6 separate regions of the Mus musculus genome follow, and regions 1, 2, 3, 4 and 6 are each linked to region 5. The links are chromatin loops, found by intact Hi-C in ENCODE. Cell type or tissue: heart. All regions are shown on one strand. Region 1 overlaps Gm30382 (a long non-coding RNA gene). Region 2 overlaps Gm30382 (a long non-coding RNA gene). Region 3 overlaps Gm30382 (a long non-coding RNA gene). Region 4 has its middle 7.9 kb from the start of Gm30827. Region 5 overlaps Gm30382 (a long non-coding RNA gene). Region 6 has its middle 39 kb from the start of Gm30575.

What was found. Hi-C counts contacts between places; a loop is a spot of excess contacts. Peaks named below come from ENCODE experiments on the same cell type or tissue, not always from the same donor. Only the 100,000 strongest peaks of a DNase experiment are listed, where the experiment ranks them.
Region 1: it touches region 5 in a loop (2.1-fold over the local background); 2 of 42 quality-filtered maps call a loop at or near these places.
Region 2: a loop joins it to region 5, with 2.5 times the contacts of the local background. A loop is called at or near these places in 3 of 42 quality-filtered maps.
Region 3: a loop joins it to region 5, with 2.3 times the contacts of the local background. A loop is called at or near these places in 2 of 42 quality-filtered maps.
Region 4: a loop joins it to region 5, with 8 times the contacts of the local background. A loop is called at or near these places in 11 of 42 quality-filtered maps.
Region 6: a loop joins it to region 5, with 2.8 times the contacts of the local background. A loop is called at or near these places in 2 of 42 quality-filtered maps.

Annotation. Positions count from the first base shown.
Region 1 is chr3:149,182,645-149,186,644 of GRCm38, reverse strand. The region is part of intron 2 of Gm30382 (a long non-coding RNA gene); the gene reads left to right. Among named protein-coding and RNA genes, the nearest start is that of Gm52619, 8.6 kb to the right of the region's middle. In heart, no CTCF peak of the experiment used is centred here; no DNase peak of the experiment used is centred here; H3K4me3 peaks cover 644 bases; H3K27ac peaks cover 558 bases.
Region 2 is chr3:149,189,236-149,193,235 of GRCm38, reverse strand. All of the region lies in intron 2 of Gm30382 (a long non-coding RNA gene), which reads left to right. Among named protein-coding and RNA genes, the nearest start is that of Gm52619, 15 kb to the right of the region's middle. In heart, no CTCF peak of the experiment used is centred here; DNase peaks (open chromatin) are centred at 1,845 and 2,185.
Region 3 is chr3:149,218,099-149,222,098 of GRCm38, reverse strand. All of the region lies in intron 2 of Gm30382 (a long non-coding RNA gene), which reads left to right. Among named protein-coding and RNA genes, the nearest start is that of Gm52619, 44 kb to the right of the region's middle. In heart, no CTCF peak of the experiment used is centred here; DNase peaks (open chromatin) are centred at 1,768, 2,168 and 2,458; H3K27ac peaks cover 962 bases.
Region 4 is chr3:148,989,023-148,993,022 of GRCm38, reverse strand. It overlaps a transcript of Adgrl2 not described here. Among named protein-coding and RNA genes, the nearest start is that of Gm30827, 7.9 kb to the left of the region's middle. In heart, a CTCF peak has its summit at 2,445; DNase peaks (open chromatin) are centred at 2,522, 2,752 and 3,432; H3K4me3 peaks cover 2,494 bases; H3K27ac peaks cover 2,174 bases.
Region 5 is chr3:149,347,152-149,351,151 of GRCm38, reverse strand. All of the region lies in intron 1 of Gm30382 (a long non-coding RNA gene), which reads left to right. Among named protein-coding and RNA genes, the nearest start is that of Gm26468, 8.1 kb to the right of the region's middle. In heart, a CTCF peak has its summit at 1,550 (motif pointing right); a DNase peak (open chromatin) is centred at 1,641.
Region 6 is chr3:149,115,349-149,119,348 of GRCm38, reverse strand. No RefSeq gene overlaps it. Among named protein-coding and RNA genes, the nearest start is that of Gm30575, 39 kb to the right of the region's middle. In heart, no CTCF peak of the experiment used is centred here; a DNase peak (open chromatin) is centred at 1,718.

The DNA of each region.
Region 1 (4,000 bases), 160 kb after region 5:
ATCACTGGAATTGTCATATTCCAAACCTCCTTCACTAGTTACTAAAGTCGCTCTTGTCTATGCTTTAATAAGTTTGTGTTGAATAGCAGAATGAGGTTATCGCATTGTTAATGAAACAATTTTACCATAAATTATTTAGGGACTACAGTAGGCGTCCTTCCATTCGATGCTGCTGTGGCCTAGCTTGTGGCCTTCCAAGCCTTATCTTTTATACTATTCTGAGCGCATCATGGAGGCGATGCATTCTCTCCGCAGGGGAAGGCAGGCGGTGACGCCTTCTACAAGGACAAGAATGATCTTCTGAACCCTTTCCAGCAGGAATTCAAACCAACAGGAGTAACCAACAGTCAACAAGCCCTACCTGTTTTTATGATGGAAACCAAACAGAATTGTAGCGTACAAAGAGGGAATAGTCACGTAACTAACCAGAATGATACAGTTCTTTATTTTCCTATTGCACATTTACGTAGTTTTCCCCCTTGTAACACATGCATAATTTGAATTTTAAATATGATTTACATATGAAACTTGAAGAGACCTGTAGAGGATGCTGTCTAGCTCTTTCTCGTTAAAGCCATGTCTTTTCCTTTTGAGGCCAAATGTACTTTCTTCAATACTTAGCTTAAGATGGCATGTAGGCTGATGAGGGAACCAAATGACTGCCTAACGTCAGTGAGTATCTGCCCACGAAGGCTCCTTTCATAATAGGAAGAGTTCCTTCCCATCAAGGAGTCTGGCAGTTTCTTCAGTGCTATAGCCACTGCTAGCATACCAAGGTTCTTATAAACAAACCCCCACCCACATTAATGAGAACCATTGGGACACACACACACACATACACACGCACACACACACACTAGCCATGAGACTAGAAAGAGAGCTAACAGGAGAAGTAAAGGAATCAGCTAGGTAAGGAGAGGAGCAAGCATGGGTAACAGGAGGTGATTTTGATCAAAATGCCTCATATACGTGTATGAAAATGTCACAATGAAACTTTTATTACGCATAACTACTCTTTGATGATAAAAAATAAGAAAGAAATTGAGGAAAGGAGTCTGGAATACTCAAATTCTGTCAAGAAAAAAAAAACTTGCAGAGCTTCCTGTACCCATGGTTTAAAAATCTAAAGCCATTTTAAAAAAAAGCAATATTTCTATCTCAAAGAATGCCAACTGCACTGTGTCCTGGTCTTTGCTTACACAATGCTTTCCTTCTTCCTTGTCGTTCACTTGGGTCCGTTGTAGTCACAGATCATTGGGTGGCAAAACCAGGACGTTCTGCAGAAACAAGCCTGACCCTGGCATTTGTCATTTATTGCACACGGATAGCTTGCATTTTGAACCTGTGGTGAGAAGTAGTTTCCAGTTTAGTCCTAGTGACTGGCACTCAGTCTTCAGAAAGGCCCACTCCCATCCTAACAGGCACCTGCAGACAGACAGTTTACCTGACAGCATTAAATCAGAACTAAGTACAGGAAAACATTTGACTATATAAACAAACAAACAAACAAACAAACAGTCTAAATTAGTCTCTGCCCTCCAGGTTCCTATATAAAGTACAAACAGAACATGAACTGTACTTCGTGTCCACAGAGAGACGGCTTTTTTTTCTCTTCTGAAGAGTATTCAAAAATATGTTATTTTAAACATTAACCCATAAGTAAAATACAATACTTGCCAAAATTATTTTTCCCACATTCGGAGCCTGGATATACCATTCTGGACTCTGATGTTCTCCTGAGATGCAATTTAAGAGCCTAGGAAAGACATTCTCCGTGAAATACGTGGAGTTCTTTTTTTTTTTTTTTTTTTTTTTTAATTTGTGTTTCTATGTGGCCAAATCACTCCGTTGTTACAAATGCTGTGTGTAACATGACCAGATTGTCTGGGAGTCCATTATTATTACTATTTTTTAAACAGAGGATACTGCACGGTTAAGCATCGAAAGCATGATAAGTGTTCAAACTGCTTAAAATATTTTGTAACCATAAATTATTATCCAAAAATATTTTTCAAGTAGATAAAAAGAGTTGTCAATTCTGCCTAGTGAATACCTCATAAGGGGCTCGTTTGTGGTTGAAAACTGAATAAAAGCAGTAAATTAAGACCAGACTTAAGCAGAGAGAAGCTGTAATCCGCTGCAGACTCCCTCGCTGAATGAAGTATTGTTGCGTGGATTTCCCCTCTTTGCTTGTACAGTTAACCGGTCACATCTGCGGCCGAAATGCTGTCTCTGCTGCCTGGCAGAGTAGGCTCTTGAAGCCGGAGGATGGAAGCCAATGCTGATTTGTGATCGCGGTGATAAGTGTAGAACTATCCCACAGGGCTGCCGCTGAAAGGGCAGAGGGCCTCATGCATCTGAACTATAGTTCTGGGGAGGGAGGACCACCAGGCAGGGGGTGAGGTCTTAGGAGACTGTCAGTAACACTCTGGGTGTCCCTTATCTCATGGTGACACAGACCAAACGACCAAGAGAGGCGAGGGGCTGAAGATCCATCAGGAAACCTCTGGGTTTGTGTCTGTGTTGGGAGCCGAGAGCCGGCTGAAATATGGTGACTGTCAAAGGCTCATGGCTCACTATAAATATTCAATGTCAGGAATTTAAATCGTTTACAGACATCGAAGCCCTGGATGATTATTTTATCCAGAGCTGTTGATTTTCTTCTGTTTGTCAGCAGCCAACCAAATTAATGAATAAGACTCCGGAAGTCTTGTTAATAAACTCCTTTAGTCTAAGGTCTGGCTGTTTTTCTCTGTGGTAACATGTCAATAAAATAACCGATTTGCCATTTTGTAAATTAAATTGTAGAAGGCAAACAAGATATATTGCTATTTTTTTTTTCTTTTGGAGTTGATTTTTTTCCCCAAAAGGATGTTAATTTTGGTTTTTTTTCCTCGGAGCTTTTAGCTGCCCTGCCCTTATGATTTAGAAAATATTATCACATTAGAGTCCAAAAAAAAAAAAAAACTTCTGTGGAAGTTATTTAAAAAATACTTTGTTTTCATTATTTAAAAGAATTCTCAGATACTTTTGTAATTCATTCCAGTAGACATATTTTATAAGTGAAAAAGGAGAGGGATTGTTGTTTAAAGCAATGGGACTTAACATTTTAAGCCCATTACCTTTGAACCAACACGTCCACTCATCTATCATCATCTATCATCTATCATCATCTATCATCTATCCATCTATCTGTCTGTCTATCTATCTACTATTTATCTAGCTATTTGTCTATCTATTATCATCCAGCTACCTCTTTTAGGCTTAGATTTTGCAAGAAAAAATTTTTATTCTTGAACATAGGTGGATATCTGTGCCTTGAGTTTACAACCCCGTATGTGTGAAGTGTGGACTCTTAGCATGTTACTGGGTTTGCAGGTAAAATTATTTTTCATGGGATTTTTCAAAAATAGAATTTCACTTTTCTCTGAGTGAAAATATTTAGGCTAATGAACTTTCTGTTAGATTCCTCAAGTCTACGGAAATATAAACTAGGTTACCTGCCAACGAAAAGAGCAATGGGATGTGGGGAAACACAGTTCTTACAAATGCATAGCTTCTAAATATGTGCTAGATTGATTTGATTCCTGAATAAAGCTTGCTTTTACCACCTCCATTTAATTAAGAATAACCAAGACACACACACACACACACACACACACACACACACACACACGTATGTGTATATGTATATGTATATGTATATGTATATGTATATGTATATGTATATGTATATGTATATGTATATGTATATGTATATGCATATGTATATGTATATGTATATGTATATGTATATGTATATGTATATGTATATGTATATGTATATAATATCACAAAACCTCTTCCTTTTATACAGATGATGAGTCTCCAGGTTAAGTGGGTAGAGGTTCACCTCAGATTATCTACAAACACTGAGTAGGTTCCCGAATGTGACAACGCTACTTTCTCAATTAAATGCAACTTTAAAGGCACACCCTATCCACCCATTATCACACATACC
Region 2 (4,000 bases), 160 kb after region 5:
ACCACCCAGGATCTGCCTCCTGACCCTTCTCTACCCACTATTTTAAACAAAGCATTTTAGGGAGATAAATTCTTCCTTTTTTTCTTTTCTTTTTCTTTATTTCATTTTGTTTTGTTTTTCAGGGCAGAGTTTCTCTGAGTAGCTCTCTGTAGTTCTCGGTGTCCTGGAACTCCCTCTGTAGGTCAGGATATCCTTGAACTCATAGATCTGACTGCCTCTGCCTCCCTTGTACTGGGATTAAAGGTGTGTGCAACCACCACTTGGCTAGGGAGATAAATTTCTCTCACCCAAGCAGACATGGAGCTTGGTGACAAATCTTCAACTATAGCATGTGAGAGGTAGAAGCAAGATGATAATCAGGAAGGTAAAGTCAGCCTCAGCTTCACAGGGGTTGGGAGGTGAGGGTCTGGGTGTGTCTGGGGCTAGTGCCAACGGAGATTCCATGAGTCCTCCTCAAGACAACCTAAAGCTTATTACTTCTCTGCATGTCTGTGGAAGGATTTCTTTCTAGACAAGATTTGAATCACACAACGTTTTTCTGCACATTCAACACCTTCAGGTTTGGGTTTGCAGTATTGTAGGATGGTGTCTCAGTCAGGGTTTCTATTCCTGCACAAACATCATGACCAAGAAGCAAGCTGGGGAGGAAAGGGTTTATTCGGCTTACACTTCCACACTGCTGTTCATCACCAAAGGAAGTCAGGACTGGAACTCAAGCAGGTCAGGAAGCAGGAGCTGATGCAGACAGAGGCCATGGAGGGATGTTACTTTCTGGCTGGGCTTCCCATGGCTTGCTCAGCTTGTTCTCTTATAGAATCCAAGACTGTCAGTCCAGGGATGGCACCACCCACAATGGGCCCTGAATCACTAAATGAGAAAATGCCTTACAGCTAGATCTCATGGAGGCATTTCCTCAAGGGAGGCTCCTTTTTCTGGGATAACTCCAGCTTGTGGCAAGTTGACACCCAGAACCAGCCAGTACAGATGGGTTCTCTATAGTGCATCCCTAAAGAAACCCAGATAGTAGTTTTAAAATTTTTAAAGATGACTATCATAGCCTGACTGTCCATGTGCCTAGTCGGTGGGTCTCTGGAGCCTGGATTCTGCGCACAGTCAGACCAGAAGGAGACTGGGCTGATAGGAGGGGGAAGCTCATGAGAGTCTTGAAACTGTAACTCTTGAGTTGAAGAATGTGACTTAAGTCCCTGGAACAAACAGGCGGAGATTTCAGCATGTGGGCACAGTACATCTAAAGCTGGGAGATGACCCTGAAGAGCAGAGAACTTGTACAGTCAGGAGCATGGAGGACTTGAGGAAGTAACCGTCAGTATTTTATTCCTTCAGACAGCTTATCAATGGATACACGGCTTGGTGTGTTAAACCTAAGGTGAAATCTAAGAAAAAGGACACTGTTGCAGGAAGAGGGTGGCACCAAGGCAGAGAAACAAAGGGCCCTGGAGATAATATCTCCCAAGATAATTATTTCAAAGATGTAAGGAATTTGTGAATATTTTTATATACATATTTTGTTGTAAGTTTTTAATAATAAATGTGGGGGTGTCTATAACTGAATTAGTAAAAAGCCATTACCCCTGAAGAGTCCACCCCCTAATTCCCAGCATCAGATAATACCATAAACCTTCCATTATTCATTTACTTAAAAAAAAGAAGCAAGTTACTGCCCAGTAGAGATCAAACTGGGACCTACAAGATAATGTTTTTTAAATTACAAATACTTTTAAAAGATGTCTGTGGGAAGCTCTACAGGATTAGGCAGGAAACCACCTAACACACACTGAATGGTGGCAGGAAGGGGTGACGCTGGCGTATGAAAATGAAAATTGCATAATCCACAGAAGGAAGGCAAATCACGGATTGGTTACTGACCGGAAGCAGCACCTGCTTGGTGGAAATTAAAACCGTGTATTAGGCGGTCCTGACTTAATTGCCATATGGGGTGAAGCCCAGTCTCTCATGTAAAAGGGTCCCAAATTATAATTGGGCATCATGGATTAAAATTCAATACCTGAAAATTTCCCCAGAAATGAATAGGCGCCCGGGACAGACTGCCGAGCCCAGTACAATACGCTTCCCGCAGCTGACACCGGAGCTACTTTATTTGGCACCCAGTGAAGTTCCCAAGTGCTCTTTAGGGGCATTCAGCTGCCGAGGGCTTTATTTTTTCATTCATGCCGTATTATGCTGCCAGTAGCAGATCCAAACAAGTCCCTGAATCAGCTCTGTGGATGAAATTTTCTCAGGCCGAGCTGTGGAGAGGCAACCAGACTTTGGAGTGATCGTGGGACCTCTCCGGCACCAGGGACACCTCGAATAGCAACAGCTTTCTAAAATGTCATTCAACAGGAAATTTGGGGGACGGCAGGATGAAAATGAACACTGAAGCACTCCCAAAGCCTATGCCATTCAGCCAGGGGTAAACAAGTTTTAGTGAGAATTAGCTATTTTCCTCGTCCGCAACTTCCAGAATCTATTGCACAAATAAGGCTTGCGGTCTCTTGGCACACACCTACTGCTGCTAAGTCCAGGCATGCACGCCACTCACTGTGTTATCTTTAGCTCTCTTTAGGTGTTTCGGTTTTTATGCAGGTAGACGCATAAATATCTCTGGTTTTATGGGCACTCATGCCCAGCGCATTCTCCGCACCAGAATGTTTTCTTCTTTCTGTCAATTCTATTAAGAATTTCTAATTATAAAATCATTTCGCATCCTCCCCCATGCAGGTATAGAAGCTACAGGAGCTGTAGTCACTCAAGCAGGGTCACGACCCTGTCTGAGGATATACACACGGAAGTAAAGTCTTCTCCCAAACCGAACAGGCTTTTTAAAAATGTGATCCCCCCCCCCCCCGCATATTTTTTATTTAATTTTCTGGAGAGGTTAAAAGGTCATGGGTTTTATTGTCGTTTTGCTTTTGTTTTAGGACAACTTTTGCGTGTCTCTGTGGCAGAAATAGTCTACTGATTATTTCATATAAATCACTGTTCACAGCAGGACAGAACAGGGTTGCTGTGAAGCAGGAGTTACGTTACATTTCCATTAAAATCAGGAGCAGTGGCTAATTATTTCAGTTCAAGCTAGATTTGATCTAAACAGGAAGTATATTTGGCACTTACCCTAGAAACCTAAGGCTTTTCTTCTTCTTCTTGTAAAGGCAGAGACTAGAAGGAAAAAAAAAATACAAGTTTTTTTTTCCTGTTCCTATTTTTGGGAGAAATAGGTGTAGCTACAGTAGGATCCCTAATAGAAGTACAGAAATATAAAATAATTATCCGACGAAGTTCTGGTTTAGTGTTGATGATCAAATTTTACAGCACAAAATGAGTTAATTTACCCCAATAAATCTGCACAGCCCTTTCCATGCATCTCTCAACTGATTTTTCTTCTTCATTATTGAAATATTGAAGTTTATTAAACGGAGAGGTGTGGCATCCCATGCCTCCAGGGTCAGCACATATCTGTCTTACTTCTGCTTTTAGGTGCTTTGTAAGTATCTGCTCTTAGTCACACCAGCACCCAAAACCCAGGGCATCTCAGCATTAACTAAGCGTACCTGCTGGGGGAATTTTATTACGATGTCTCCTAGCTCTGGTCCATTTACTTAGAAGGTGGAAACAGAGGATTGCTTGGTGTTCAAGGCCATGCTGGGTCACATAGTGAGTTCAAGGTTAGCATAGACCACGTGAGGCATTTTATCAAACACACACACACCCTTTATTTTAAACCAACTTGGTCTCAATGTCAAGGTATTTAGGAGACCACGTTGCTGAGGAACAGTGTTCCACTCACAACACAGACAAGGTGGGACGAGCAAAATCACATGAAAGCACTATAAATCCGAGGATCCACGTATCTTTCCCAGAGCTTTCTAGAGAGCTGATGTGGTGTGTCTGACCAGGGGACTCCCAGGCATTTATATCCACCAGTCTTAACACACCAACCTTCCCAACCTGCCTCCTTGCCTTCTTTTTTTCCTTTCTT
Region 3 (4,000 bases), 130 kb after region 5:
CATGAAAATGTTAGAACCTGACTTTATACTCTGGAAGCCAGGAAAGATCAGACAGGATGAAACATGTTTTTAACCTGGCACTCCTTTGGCCAGATTGGAGGTGGAGTCAGAAGTCCCAGAAGAGACCCATTCTCCCACAAGGTGAAAATAGAAAACCAATACCCAAGGTGGTCTTTGATCTCCACATGTGCACTGTGGCACATAATTGCTCACACAGACACCTACATACACATGCACACACAAGTACACACACATGAAGAAAAATAAAGGAAGAGGCTCTCCTAGGTGCCCTTAGAATCTAAATATGCTCTCGCAGTCAGTGGGATTGAAAAATACTTTCCAAGAGCTCATTCAACCGGAAGCATGGGTCTTTATGTTACAAGATAAATAAAATTATTCTGATTGGAAAAATATATTCACTAGTTGTCACGGTTCTTATTTTGGCTAATAAATATATGTTTGGATTCAACAACAACAACAACAAACCATGGAAAACATGCTAGAATTGACAAGCAATAAATCAGGAAACCCTTGGATTGTCTCGTGCCATTCCCACCAGCTCGAATGCTAAAAGAACGTAACGCCATCTGCAGCTGTTCTCTGATTTCGTCCTTCCTTCTTCTCTACCTGAAATACAATTTTCAGCCAAGTTACCAAGCCCTGCCAATTCTATCCCGCTATTAAACTTCCCTATTAGTTCTTGCCCATCTTCCCCACGAGGAAGGGCATGCACGGGGAGACAGCAGCTAATAATCCTGGGTTGGAGGCCAAGCTCTTTAGTAGGTGGCCTTTGATGCAATTACACTTTCTGTGGGAAGTAATCCGGAGCCAGTGCGTTTTAAAAAGCAAGATCAGAGTTGTCAGAAAGAAGTTTCCTGATGGTTCTGTGTTACCACAGGACTCTTGCTTCTAACTTAGTATCAACTCTTTATCCTTCCCTCTTCCTGTCAGCCGGCCTCCAAAGCTAACAGTCCTTGTTTGACACCGGATGTCATGGCTAGGGTAAATAATAATATGCTAAGATATAGTAATGAGGAATTAGAACCCTGAAACTTGGGTCCTTTTTACCTGACTAGGCCTTCTTCACCACCCTACTGTCTTCTGGTGCAGTGGAAAGGGTATTTCAAATTGTTGATTCAGTCACATGTGGTAATCTAAGCCATGTCTTTATGTAATTTAGTTTCTGTTTCGGTGAGTCAGAAACATTTGTCAGATTCCCATCTCCTTCACCTGGACTTATGTGAAGAAGTAAGGCCTGTCACTCTCAGACAGGGTGGGGCCCTGTAGCCCACACAGGTGTCCTCCAAGGCCATCCTTTCCCCAGGCCCTCCTCCTGGACAGCTCAGAGTGACTCTCCTGAACAGCCAAGGGTATCCTTTCCCCGATGCCTCTTCCTGCATGGCTTAGAGCGACTGCCCTGAACATTCTGGAAGCTGACTTTGGTGACATTGCTTGTGTTTATTCACTGGACCATGACAGTGTTCCACGCATCTTCCCTCTGCCGTCTCCTCCCTCCCTACTTTTGCTGACTCTTAGGTATTCCTTAACACAGGACTAACTACAATTCCCGCCTTCAGCTTTGTCTGCAGTGGCCTGCTTCCTTCCCCTTAGACGACCTTCTGGGCTAAAGTTGACAAAGTGCGTCCTTTCCCAGCAGACTGGGAATTTCTGAGGAGTGACCATACAGACCTCTGCAGAGCTGGGGGCTGGAGAGCCATATGCAGATGTTTCTGCTCTTTAAGAAGTTGGCAGAATTAGACTGTGACTGGGTGATTCCCAGGGGGCCTCCCAGGAAGGGCAAAGTGCTGTTTGCTTCCACAAGCCCTTCTAGAACTTCTCCCTACCCATTTCTCCCTGGACCCCCCTCCACAGGAAGTCACAGAGAGAAGGAAAACAGTGGCTATCCTCTCAGCTGTTAAAGACAACTAAGGGACTAGGAATGTCTCACCTTCTTTCTAATCCACTCTCCTTTCCACTTTAGGATGCTTAGTCTGGCCTGCTTCTCAATAGTTAAGGGAATAAAAGACTTTAGAAAATCCCTTTCTTTCTTACCAGCCAAATTTCCTGACTATTGTCTTGGAAAAAGAGTCACAAAGTGCCAGCCTTTGAGATTCAAAATACTCAGCAAGTTTCGCTTCTTCTTCCCAGATCTACTTCCTCCAGGAGCTGAGGTTTGCGAAGCCGGGATGGAATGGACCGGGTAAAAGTCAGGAGTTTAGGCCACTGCTTCAAACTGCTCAGATCATCTCACAGTAACCATTAATCAGCGAATTCAACTACGGCAGGTCTCTGCCATCTTATTTTACTTTCTTATTTTTTAAAATCACAATCCTATAATGGAAGTATTCAACACGGGAAAGAGAACCTAGGAATGCTTTGAGGAATTGGTAAGGCTTTATCCCAGCCACTCTAGAATATTCTTTGTCAGATTGGCCACAGTCCCGAGCCACGTGCATCCGAGGAAAGCCTTTCAGGGAACAAAACAAAGCTCATTTCCTCCAGTTCCCTGCTCCTCCTTTTCTTCCCTGCTCATTTTAACCCTCTTTGTAGTCAACTGAATTGGCTTCAGGAAACACCGAATGGTTGTGATTGGCATTTTAAAAATGCTGCTCCGCCCCCACCTTCCCTATCACAGAATTCAAATTGAAATTGCACCAAATTCTTTCACCAGTTGGAAATCCGGCTGAGGTGCCTTTTTGCGAGCCAGCTGTAATTGGGAGAGCTTGCTTTGGTAAGTCCTGGAGCAAGCTAAGTAGTGAGTAAGACATCAATTTAATGCTGCTAAGTAGTTTTAAAGCTACTTAGCATGAGGAAATCCTACAGTTGCAGAAGCATCGACTGCTTCGAAGATTTGCTGCTTGTAAGCAGTTTTAAAGTCTTCCTACCTTTAGCTTTTCAGAAAGTACCTGTAGGCTTTTGTACCTTTCGTTTTGAGCTGTAGGGCTTTCTAGTTCTCGGTCTTTGTTTTGCCTAAGATTTAGTAAATATGTGGTACTGGCTTCTTGGAACCTTTTCTCTAAAATCCCCCAAATAATTACAGAAGAGACAAGAGACTCATGGCTTGTTAGAGGACCACAGAGTCCCTGGAAGTCCACTCTGCCCTGTGACATAAGCGAAGTAAGAGCATGGCTTCTAAAGTCAATTAATTCGTTTGGGATGACCAAGTGACATCTCAGGAAGTAGAAGGTTCAAAAAGTGTTCGTGGATTACCAGTTTATAAACCTAGTAAAACAAACAAACAAACAAAAAATTGGAACAACCTAAAAGCAACAATGTTTCTGCTCTGCTCTTGTGGACTGGATGGTAATAATAGTTTAGACGGGGAAACAAGTCGACCAAGAATCCTTAGCCTTCTGCCAAGTTTACTTTGTTTGCTGGTCCTTGACAAACCATGTCCCTGCTCTCTGAGACAAGCAAAGGGACCAGGGTGTGGTCACAAAATGGGTTAGAATGAGCACGGAGATATTTTTGATGTGTTGGAAGACCTGATGCATCAGTTACTGGCGTGGTAGGAGGGGTGGAGCTCTCAGGCAGTCATTTGTAGCATACACAGTAATTAGACAAGGCAGACACTTCTGAGAACAAGACAAAGAAGGTAAAAGCAAGAATGCCAGGTTAGGCTTGGTGAGCCCAGAGTTCTGGTTGTGCAGTCTCAGGAAAGTAGAAGAATTCTTTGGCACTGGCAGGCTTCCAGTTGGTCACCTGCCAATGTCTCCTATGGCTTATCATCTGGGATGGGGCTTAAAAGGTACTTGCTTTGTCATTTCTTTCCCCAACTTGCACAAGGGATGGAAACAACCACCTTAGAGCCATTTCTTCCACAATATCATTAGATCAGTACTCTTTGGAGTGAGCTGCCAGTGAGCAGTTCTCCAGGTAAAAGAACATAGTCATCAATAATTTCAGCGTAAGGGGAGGTGTGTGTGTGTGTGTGTGTGTGTGTGTCAGTATGTAAACAGGATTGTGGGAGGAGAGATCCATATAACCTGCAGAGGGCGCT
Region 4 (4,000 bases), 360 kb after region 5:
CCTTCTGTTTGCTTTGAATGAAACCACCATGAGTGGTTAGATGTTGATTTAACATAAAACAAATGGAAATGGGTGTTTCTTTGTCCTTTGTAGAATCTATTAAAAACAAAAACAATTAGCGAGTATGATGGGGAAGTCAATGATTTCGCCATTACTTAAATAATACTCTAAATTGAGTAGTTGCGCGCACTGGGTTGGAAGAAGGCTCCAGGTTTCTGGTGCTGCTCACATCTGTAGACGCTAACACCTCACTCACGGTTCTCTACTACCATCACACCTGTGTTGCTATAGATTGTGTTTTGAATAGTCGTGAAATATCAGGTACATTATGTTTTCTGGATGCTAGTAGGCTCTGTGGAGTGTATCCCATTACTGTTCCCTTCTAATGTCAGGGCTCTGGCTAACAGTTTCATCTTGAACATTTCAATTGACTTGATCGTTCTTGACAATTCTTTCGTATGGTATATGAAGAAGAAAGATTGAAATTCCTAAATATTTAAGACATCTTAAAGTAGATACATTGCTAGGTGTGTGTGTGTATGTGTGTGTGTAGATACATTGCTAGGTGTGTGTGTGTGTTAGCAAGTTAACATTCTTAGGGTGAAAACATTTTGAACCTTTGAGCTATAGAAAATACACACCCTATTGAATCAAGATTGGAAATTCTTATGGGTCATTTTATAGTCCCTAGAGTGTTAACTCACTTTTGGCAAGTTTTCCTGCTTTTAAGTGTGTGTGTGTGTGTGTGTGTGTGTGTGTGTGTGTGTGTGTGTGTGTGATGTTGTCTCCTTAGAAACATAGTGGAGAGTGACTCACTTTATGTCTTGGGCATCAAAGAGTATCAGACCTATGAAATGTAGACAGTGGTTTCTTTGAGAGATTCTTTCTGAGAGAATTAAATAAACGAGCCAACATATGGCCAGCTTAATTCAGGCAAAAATGTCTATTGATTACTCTCTAAGCTCACTAAATAAAAACTTCAGGCTAAGTTTTGCTTCCCCAAAGAAAATAGGATTAGACGGGTCTGTGCACTCACTGGGGCTTCCTGTGAATCAGGCCAGATGAATGAAAACCTTCAAAGCTGAACAAAAGAACTGGCTAAATTTTTTTGGCAAATGCAAATTATTAGTAGTTTGACATACTGTGTTTTACACTCACAAATAAAACATTATTTTAAAAAGAGGAGAATGTGATATTAACGCTCTTTGATGTCTGAAAAGCATTTGTCTGCCTTCTTTTCAGCTACTTTAAGTAGGCTGACTTAACTTTCCTAGGTGGACCAGTGCCTTGTATAGCTTTTGACTAGTAGAAAATCAAAGCACACTGTAATGTTTTGCACGAGCTCTGCAAAGGTGTGTATTTCCCAGGCTATTTTAACTCTGCATGGATGGTATTTGAACTGATGTATCTAAGAAACTCCAAGTGAAGAGTGTCTTTCCTTTAAGACACAGAGACTCTTGGATGGGGACCCCCCAACAGAACCCTTCATCCAGTAGAGGAAACGGGGTCACAGGAGAATCTCTTTCTAATCTGAGATGCTAATGTGTCAGTGATTTGGATATATGCACATTTAACTTCGGGGGTTTCTCCAGTCAAGAACGCATTTGACCAGTATTTGAATGATTTTAGTGCTGCAAACATTTGGCTTTGTGACAAAATGCAAATGCTAATTGATATTCAGAATCTTCGAGTCTTCGGAGCAATCTCCTGTTGACATTTTAATAACATTGTTTGGAATGATTTCCGAAGTGTGGTGACTGCAGCTTATCCGCAGTAAAAAAAAGTACATATTGTTTCTGAAAGCAAACAAGCTCAAGTTTCACCCACTTCTCCATAGGTCTCAAACCTGGGAGAATTAGCCTCTCGAAGACAAATGGCTGCATTCATTAGCTCACTCGGTAGTTCAGGAACACATTGAGAAACTGCATTCTGCTCAGAAATCTTATAATTAAAAAAAATTACAAATTTTATTTATTTATTTATTTGCCTCCTGGACAGCAGATGTTTACCTAGTTTTTAAACGTTTATTTATTTATTTATTTTCTCCTGGCATAATACTGTTGTAGTCTGGTCCTTTCAGCTTGTTTCTGTCGTTTGCTGACACTGTCAGCAGTGAGGGGCAGAGACAGGTTTCGAGAGGACGTGAGAGGTTTCAATATAAGGAAAAGAGGGAAGCAGACCTAAGCGGACGGTGACTGTTCTAGTAAGCAAAGCCTTGCAGTCTCCTTTCCCCTTTCCTTCCGTTGCATATCCTGGTGAGTTTAATCAAAAACAAACAGAACGCTCTTGTGAAATATAGTCAATAAAGTCAAAGTTTAGCTAGCTCTATGTAACTACAAAGAAAAACTCATCGCAATTAAAAAAAAAAATGTAACTTTCGTTAACGAGCGCGCCGGAAATCTCAGGTATCAAAGACGCCTTAGCCCTGGAGCGTCCCCTGCGCGCCGCCGCCGGACGGAGGCAGCCGCGGCGAACAGACCTCCTTTCTCCTGCGAGCAGTCACACAAAAGGAGGGCTGCGGAAACTAAAAGTTTCGGGGCCTCCGGCTCGGGGCACGCGGAGCAGAGAAAACCTGGAGACGGGGTGGGTAAAACAAGCATCCAGAGCGCCTGGGCGCAGTCCTAGCTAGGAGGGAGCTCCTGGGCCTGGAGGGGAAGAGGGACAGGGAGCGGGGTCTCAAGCTGCAGGCCCCAAGCCCGGCCCCCGGTGGCCGGAACGCGATCTCTCCCGGATCCCCTCCTGCACCGGGATCCCAAAATAAAAGCGATGTTTGGAAAGTGCGTGTGTGCGCCCGGGCTGCAGAGCGTGCAGCGGGCGCGCAGTGAGTGGAGTTCGGGGGAGGGGAGGGGGCGGGGTGCAGAGGGTGAATGCTGGATAAGGAACCCCCGGACCTGGCTGGGGGTGTTTGGGGAAGGTACGCCAGACGACTGCTAGGGGGAGGAGAGGGGAGGGGCGCGAGCCTGCGCGGGCGCCTCTGGGGCGCGTTCCGCGGCCGTGCGCGCGTCCCCCGCCGCCACCGCCACCGCCACCAGCGCCTCCCGGAAAGCCCTGCGGCCGCCCCACCGGGCCGAGCCCCGGCCGGCCAGTTTTGGGGCGGCTGCTCGGCCGTCGCCACCGCCACCCGAAAGGCTAGATCGCTTGTAAGTGTGTCCCCTTTGCTCCTCCTCCTCCTGCTCCTTCCCTGCGCTCGGGCGCCCCGCTGCCGCAGCTGCTCCAATGGAGTGGAAAATGGCCATTGGGCGCAATGAGTTCTAGATTATCTGCTCCGCGTTTTGTACTCAGCTGCCTCTCTTCTTTGGAGTTTGCACAAGCCTCTTGGCTGGCAAACGAGGGAGGGAGAGACGGATGCTGCGCCGCGGTCCGCGCTCATATGTTTATATGATTAGCAGTCCTGGGCTGAGGGGGCTGGGGGTGGGGACTGACGACGACGAGGAGGAGGAGGAGGCAGGAGGTGACTCCAGTTCAGCCCTAGCTGAGTCCGTGTCAGGACTTCGGGCTCCCCGCCTCTCGCTCCCTGCTCTCCCTGCTCTTCTCTAGCTCTCACTCTCTCCCGGCTCACACACGCTCACACACACTCGCACTCACAGGCACACACACTTGCACACACACACACACACACGCGCGCGCGCACCCGCACGCAGAGGTGCCCGAGCGCCATCGGGAGCTTACCGGAGGATTCTTAGCGATTGTTGAGGGGACCGGCCTCCCTCCGCGGCTGTGCAGCGGCGCTGCTCCTCCTCGCTCCTCCCGTCGCTCTCCCCGAACCCGAGTTCCTCACCTCCTGCATCCGCCGGGCGCCCCCTCTCCCGCCCCCCAGCCCGGGAGACCCGACATGTGAGGAAGGGCTGGCGGCAGAGTCGTGCCCCAGGCCGCAGGGGCGGCGCGTGCGCCGGATGCAGGTCCTGCCGCCGCTGCCCGCGCGCACCGGGCTCCTCCGGACTGACTGACGGACTTGGCCTCGCTCCCCGGCGGCCGTACTCCCGCCGCGGCTAGGGGACTC
Region 5 (4,000 bases):
ACACACACATACACACACACATATACACACATACACACACACATACATACATACACACACATACTCCCACACACACACACACACATACCCACACACACACACACATACCCCCCCACATACACACATACCCCCCACACACACACTCAAAATAACATAAAAGGCAGAAAAGATATGTGTGTGCACATGTTGTAATTAACACCGATGATAGTGTATCTTTGAGAGTCCATGAAATCAGCCACTAGAGATGTGTCAACCGAGAGCACAGAAATTAAAGTTCCTGTTTGTTACTAGTGAACAGTAACAAGGCTGGCTGGAGTCTTTCCATCTTCTGCTTGCAAATTAGGAAATATGAAAACATCTTTTTAACTCTTGTTTAATTGTGTTTAGCCCATTGAATATGTTGGTGCAACTTTTGTACCTTCACAATATGTGTGTATTTTACATATATATGTAAAATATGTATCTATATATAATATGAATGTACATATTATATATAAAAAACATACTTATTTTATGCATATATGCTATTTTTAGGTTTTGGTTGTTTAAAAGTTATATGTGTGTGTATATATATATATATATATGTATACACATATAGGTATATATGTATTCAGGTGTATATGTATAAATGTATATGTTCAGATGTGTCTAGAGACAAGCTCACAAGAAGCCCAGGTTGACCTCGAACTCACTGAGTGGTAGAGGCTAGCTTTGAACTCTTAATCGTCCAACCTAATCCTCTGTCTCTCAGTGCTATGATCGCAGATGTGTGTGTACCATTATTCCTGCTTCTATTTATGTGTTTTTACCTACAACCTTGTATTGCCATGGAAGTATGCTAAACCCTTTCTGGGCTCCAATACAAGGAAGAGAGGGGTAAACCAGCCATATCACCATCAACTGTAAGATGTATGTGACTCCGGCCAGAAAACCCATTTATCAATATACACACAAACTGCCAAGACTTTGAAGAACTTTCAACCTAAGTTTCCTTTGTACCAAAATAAGAATTACATGTTGAAAAAGTGTGTGTCCTCAAAGTGTCTTTGCCTCCTGCTCAGAGTCGTCTCCTGGTCTTGCAAGTCTCATTGGGATGCCTGGTAAACACACTTCACCTTTCTTTCTTCAGTCTCAGGGTAGAAAGGGTCCCTTTAACTCCTGGAGACAGTAAATCACAGCCTGTGTGGTGGTTCTCAGAAGACACTTAAAGGGCCGAATTGGACGCTCTGCATAGCACCCTTGCCAAAAGAGTTCGGAAATGACTTCCAGGTTCCCACAGTAATAAAATGGCACTGTTTGGCATCTTTAAGGTAATAAAACCGATTTTTCCCCCCATTCTAGTAAATGAGAAGAGAGGCCTGGTTGTTTGAAAAACTGATTTAAATTCATGTGTTTGCCTCAAATTATAAGGCGTGATATGAAAACACTTAGGTGAACTTCAGACCACCTCAGAAGGTCATTATCCTCAGCCCTCTAGAGAAAGGGGGTGGGGTGGGGGTAAGCTGGAAGGGTGGCCAGGTGCTGTCGCTCTGCGGCCACGGTCAATAGGTGGCGCTCTTCCCACTGAGTCAGGTTGACCTAAGGCTGAGGCTGCTCCTTGGAGAGTATTATTTTGCTAGAAGGAAATGCTGTGGAAGTCCCCCTCCTGTCTCTGGCACTGTTTAATAGCTCTTGAGTCTAATCGCAGACTCCAGATTTGCTGTGTGATGGAAAGGCTCTAGGAAACAGGTCCTGTCTTTAAGACGAGGTCTCAAGCAGAGAAGTGCCGTCATTTGTATACAAGACTTGAAAATTACATGACACACGCTCCCCATTGTTTCAAAAGGGTTTGACTCATAGGGTCTAGAAGGAAGTTTGATCATCTTCACTTCCCATATAGCTAATCGCAGGCCACCTGCAACCCTGAGATTTCTTCTGGCCTACACATTTCCAACTAAAAATAAACAATTCATAAAGGAGGGGACCCAGAAGCTAGTCAGCCAAGCACCAAAAACTAGAGCTTTCTGCTTTGTTCAACTGTACTAGAAGTGGGAGCTTAAACGGTTTTAACCAGAAAAGACAAGATTAATATGCTATGTATAGAGTCCAACTCACATTTGTCTCTTTTATATGCTGCAATTAGAAGGATGTTACAAAGAAATTACTAGTATCACAGAAGAATTCGCAATGACTCGCTGATTTCAACTACTACAAAATACCTTCAACTCATCACATTCTTAACTGAGAGTCACCAGTGCCCTTCTTTGTACAAGACAATCTCTTTGTTAGAATCCTGCACCAGTAGCCTCACAGTTAGAGGGTAGTCATTTTAGTAGACAAAACTATCACAGATCCTAAAAGGATAATTACATAAAGAAACAGGATGTCGACACACCCTGCTTAACAATGGTGAGGAAGGGATGACCCCCCTCCACCCCCCACCCCTGACAAAAGATACTCTAAGAAGAAGCAGAAAGGAGCAGAGCAGATCATAACTTGGTCTGTAAACACTTACTGCTTGTTTATTAAGCCTATGACAGCTTGGTTCAACAAAGAGGGTATTAGATGGAGATGCTAATGACTTTGCTCACAAATACTTCCAGAGTGTGTGACCCAAATCAGAATCTCAGGAACTGAGTGGAAAACCATCTGTGATAAAAATCAGAAGTGATTCCTTCTGCCTTGGTCTTGGAATGTCTGCAGAGACTGCCTTCCCTCAGCTAACCCTTGAACACTGCCTTCAAGGACTCCATTAGCTGTCTAACTATGTTGCCTTCACTGAGACTCAAGCAAGGGTTCTTAAAATCCAAAGTGGAGTTCCCGATCCGTCTAGATTCCCGTTTTCTAGCCCTTTGGCATGTCTGCCATCCCCTCCTCTCAGGATTTTAAGCTATGAGCTTTTCCAAGAGACCTTATCTTATTTAGCTATGCACAGAATAAAGTCATCAATAACTATATGCGGAATGATGAAATGAATGAATAATGTAAACATTAGCAGCTTGCTTTTTTTTTTTGCTAAAATAAAACAGAAGTAATCTTACTTTCAGCAAGTATCTACCGATGAGAGCCTACCTACGTGTTCTGAACTTTCGAGGGTAATAAGTTCATCCCTGAAGATAAGCACTGCGTAGAGCTTACACTGAAAAACATTCTGGTTAAAAATAAAAGGAAAAGAGAAAATGAATTAGTGGCTGGCAAGTCATCTGTGCTCCCTCTTTAAAGAGTTTATGGTTTTACCAAGTTTTGTCCCTCACTGGATCCTGTAGCTGGCTTTAAAGTATCTATTTATCTTCTCGTGATATAAATATTATTGAATATATGACATACATGAAATAGTCAATTTCCTTTGTGTATTCCTAGTTGTGGCTGGCTAATTATGGCCCTCTGATGAGGAAAGAAGGAAACAATGCATGTTTTGCATCCAAATAGTATCCCTCAGAGCCTTGTAACCAAGACAAATGAACTTATTCATCAATGTTGAGCATCTTGGTTGAGTGCCTGGCCCGTACAAACTAATTCACAAAGTGCAGGAGCACAACAGGCAAGTGATCACACTTTTCTTCTTCACCCCACGCTTTCAGGGAGCGCCCCCTGATGTTTTACTATCACAGGCGGGGCTTCTAAATTAATATGTAGGTTAGAGAGTTCCTGAGAGGGAGCCTTGACAGTTGTCCGCACTTCCACAGCATCTGCAAGCAGTGTGGTAAAACTGGTTCTGTGAGCAACTGCACTGGAACAGGCTCCCTAGATCTGGCCTGGATCCCAGGAATGTGCACATTTCCAAGTTCCTCAGGTAACTCTCAGGCAAGTTGTCCCTGGAAGCTGCTGGAAGAGCCACAGCCTTAAGAGTTAAGGAGTTTCTCTTTCTACACCAAGCTGTCTTCTAGGAACAACAAACATCTTCCTTAACCACATTGCTCATCTCCTGTAAGGTACAATTTACATGTTTCTAAACTACACTTTATAATAGCGACCAGGTTGATCGTGATCTGTGAATAGGGTGACATTTAAGGATCCTTTT
Region 6 (4,000 bases), 230 kb after region 5:
TGTGTGTGTGTGTGTGTGTGTGTGTGTGTGTATGAACACATCTGCACATACATGCATACAAGCATATAAATAAAATACAAGCATGCAAATAAAGCTAAACTACATTTTTTAAGCAATTTGAGTTTCCCTTCTATTTGAATGCAAACTTTAGAATGCCATGAGAGTCTGCCTCATTTAAACATGAAAGCGTCTAAACCATCATAATCAAATTAGTCATAATGAATACTAGTCCAGGGTTCACTCCAACAAGACAGCATGATGGGGCATTCCCTCAGAACTCTGACTTATCGCAGGATGACAGCCCGAACTTGCTATTCCATGCAGTTTCCCCAGGCTGGTGCCAGGACACATTCTGGGGAAAAGCGATAACTGTGCACTTTACATCTTCATGTGTTGCAACCAATAAATCTTAGTCCTTCCCCGAGCACAGCCTTGCTTTGGGGTAAAATTGCAACCACTGATCTGCAGTTCAGCTTTGACTTAACTTTATGCCTTCTCCCTTTTCATGTAACTTCCTCCTGTTCCAGTGTGGGTCAGTGGGTGGCTGGATGCAAAGAAACCGAAAGGGAGGTGTGATTGGATAAGATACTACTTAGGGATTTCTGCTTTTAAATACAGCCTGAAAGACAGGGATTGCAGAACAAATGCTTGTTCTACCCCATGAGCTGTGATGAGATCGGAACCAAGGAACTTCTAATTGAACACTGAACTTAGAATCACCTCTACATCAGGGAAAAGAGGACCATGCAAATTTGAAGTATTAGAGACAGATACCCAAGGAGACAACACCTTTACACTATGGATCCAGAAAATGAAAGACAGACAAGGGTCACAGATGAAAGTCAAATAGGACTCCAAGCCCAAGGCCTTCAAGTTCTGCTGCCTGTCTCAATCTCAGCTCCAGCTCCTCCTTGCACATTGAGAGGACATGGCCGAACCCAATGCTGTCTAAATCCTTTGTGTTTACTGCAGCAAGACAGAGAAAAGATTCACCTTTCTCCGAGAATACTGGACTCAAGACCATGTCCAGATTTTGTGGATAATTATACCATGTCCAGAGGTCCTGGATAATTATAGTTAAAATGTGGTGTACCAACAACGGATTGCACTTGACAGAGATAGGGGACAAAAGAATTAATGACAAAAAAATGAAATTTCTCATCCTGCTTGAAGGAGAGACTGGCCATGGTAATGTAGGAGATGGAGGTGGGGGCTGCAAACCTCCCAGGACACAGCTCCCATTGAGACACTTCTATAATCCTAAATTTTCATTCTATCCATCCCATTACTAAATGGGTAGTACCAAGAAGCAGATATTCCTAGGCACCACTGCTTGAAAGTCTTTGGGGGGAAAAAAAACAAACTTTACAACAGCAAGTTTGACTAGGGATGAATAGCAATTGGAAAGAGTATTTGCCTAGGATACCAGAAGCCCTCCAGGGTTGACCTCCCAGCATAAACCAGGCATGGTGGCGCATGCCTGTAGTCAAAACTCTGGCGGGTTGATCAGCAGTTAAAGGTTGGCTACGTATAGAGTCGGAGGTCAGCCTAAGCTACATGAGACCCTGTCTCAAGATGAAAACAAAGCCATAATTCTGTTAGGAATGCAAGCAGGCTTCACCAAAGAAGCCATCCCCACACTCCCTGGACTATTGACTCTCCCTGCTGGATCGTCCCTTGGACCACACAGGGTCTGGGCCACATGGCAGGGTTTGTCCAGACCAGACTCCAACTCTGGCATCAGCCCCATTTTTATCAACAACGGGAAACTAGTGAGCCAACCTAAGCTGCAGAACTCAGGAAGTTTGTCTTGGACCGGCCTCTCGTTCCACAGACCCCTCCCCCTCTTCTGGAATGTTCTCCTTTGCCTAGGGCTCTGAGATCTCCATGGGCCAATTCAAAGGCATTTAAGGTACATTCCACCTGCCTGGGTCTCTCTCATTCAGAAACCACTTTGTCTCAAAGTGAACTAAGGAATTCCTTTCCAGCTTCTCACTGTGAAGATCTCTGGTTAGATAGAATTTGCAGCTGAGTGAGTCACCCAGAAACAGGATCACCTTGCTTCTCTTACCCCCCAAGGGTTTACATTTCGAGAGATCTGCTAACTTATCCTGCAGGAAATCTCTTAGTGTGTGCAAAGTTATTTTTGGTCTAGAGACCTTAGCCTTCCCTGGGCACTCCTTATTCCCCACACTAGCCCCAACTAAGTGTTTCATTTCCATTTTTTTTTTTTTTTTGGTCTTTAGACTTATCTTGTTAACTTACTGCATAATAAACTGGAAGGATTTTTTCCCTCATTTTTCAAGAGTTCTATTTTTAAAACCCGTTAACTCTTTCTGAGCTGGGACACGTAAGTTGTGTATTATTTACTCCTTGCCGCAGCCCTCCAGGGAGGTTTATCAAGAGCTCCGTTTTACAGAAAACAGACTCAGAAGCATTAAGTCACTTAGCCTGAGGTCGTGATAAGGAGCTCTGAGTCAAACCCACGTCAAAACGCAGAGCCTCTTTCTCAACCAAGAGTGACATAATAGAAAAGCACCTGGTTGGAAAAGCCAGGTGTTGGCTGAGAAACCGAGAGAAGGCAGCATGATGTAGGGCTAAGGTGACAGTGAGCAGTGGTTACTTCCGGGATTACAGGCGTGTGCCTCCATCACACCCAGTCGATCGAGGTATTATGGATGGAATCCACATCTGCCTTCCCAATGCTGGGCAAGCATCCTACCAACTGAACTACATCCCAGCCCCCATTTAAAAGTTATGTCACATCTGTATGGTTGCCCCTGGTGATGAGAATATAGTGTGCACCCTTTACGAGGATACACAAACCACTTCTCTCAAAGTATAACATGTACATATGAATTCTACAAAAGAACAGGGTTTACCATATTCTCTCTCCTCTCTGGTCCCTCTTTTCCTCTCCCCCTCCACCACGCCCCCTTGCTCCCCTCCCTCTTCTGGTTCTTTACTCAAGCTCTTACAAATACTTATTAATAAGCTTAGAGCACAAAGATGGCACGGTGGAGATAGGCTTTGTTCATTGATAACCTGAACGAGCTAAGTAGAAATAAGCCTAAAGTGTCTAAAATGCTTTCCAACTTCTCAACGCTCAACAGGCTCAACAGTTGTACTCCTTCCCCTGTTCCGAATCCGGTTGAGCACCAGTTAGATCCGCTAATGCCGTCTTAATCCCTCCTTATCATCTGGGCCATTTCCCGGGTATTTGTCCAGTTCCCCGCCCCCACCTCTGCATTCTATTTTCAGGTTCCCCCTCCCATCTCCTACCTGGCGTGTGTCCCAAGAAGTGCTTCAGTTGCAAAGCAGAAAACACTGACAGTGCACGATTTAAATGAGCGGGGTGTGCCCCGCCACATTTTCATTAAAATTACAGAAAAATCCAAGCTGTGTGGAGTGTAAGGGAGATCAGAATAGAGTCCAAAGTGCTACCAGTACATTTTCTAGTCTTTTTTTTTTTAGCTCAATAAAGCAGCTGTCCTATATTTGCTAAATAGCTTGGAAATTGTTGATCGTGGAGAGCAAAGATGTGCACTGTGGATTCCCCCCCCCCCTCTTCATATCATTTTAGAGTTCATTACTACCTACAAGAAAGAAGGAAAAGAAAATCAAACCATTACAGCTCCAATCATCTCCATTAGAATCTGCATAGCAAATCAAGAATCTGTTGCAAATGGCTCCAAGACCAAAGATGCATCACATAGCTTTGCGAAACAGATTCATACATTCCTACCCACAGACCAAGTGGGACCCTTGCATAGAGCAGTATTTTCATAAGCGAGATTCACTGCAAACATATACAAAATAATGCAATAAAGATGTTATTCTGTGGAGAGAAAAAAAAAAAGAGAAAAGATCTAAAGCAAACATGCAGCATTAAGAATGCCAGGACAATACTGGTTTTCCGAGGACGCAGTTGGCCTCCCTTGAGAGTCCAGTTGGAACAGGAGAATCCTTACATATGAGCATGTGTCACTGTGTTTTGGCA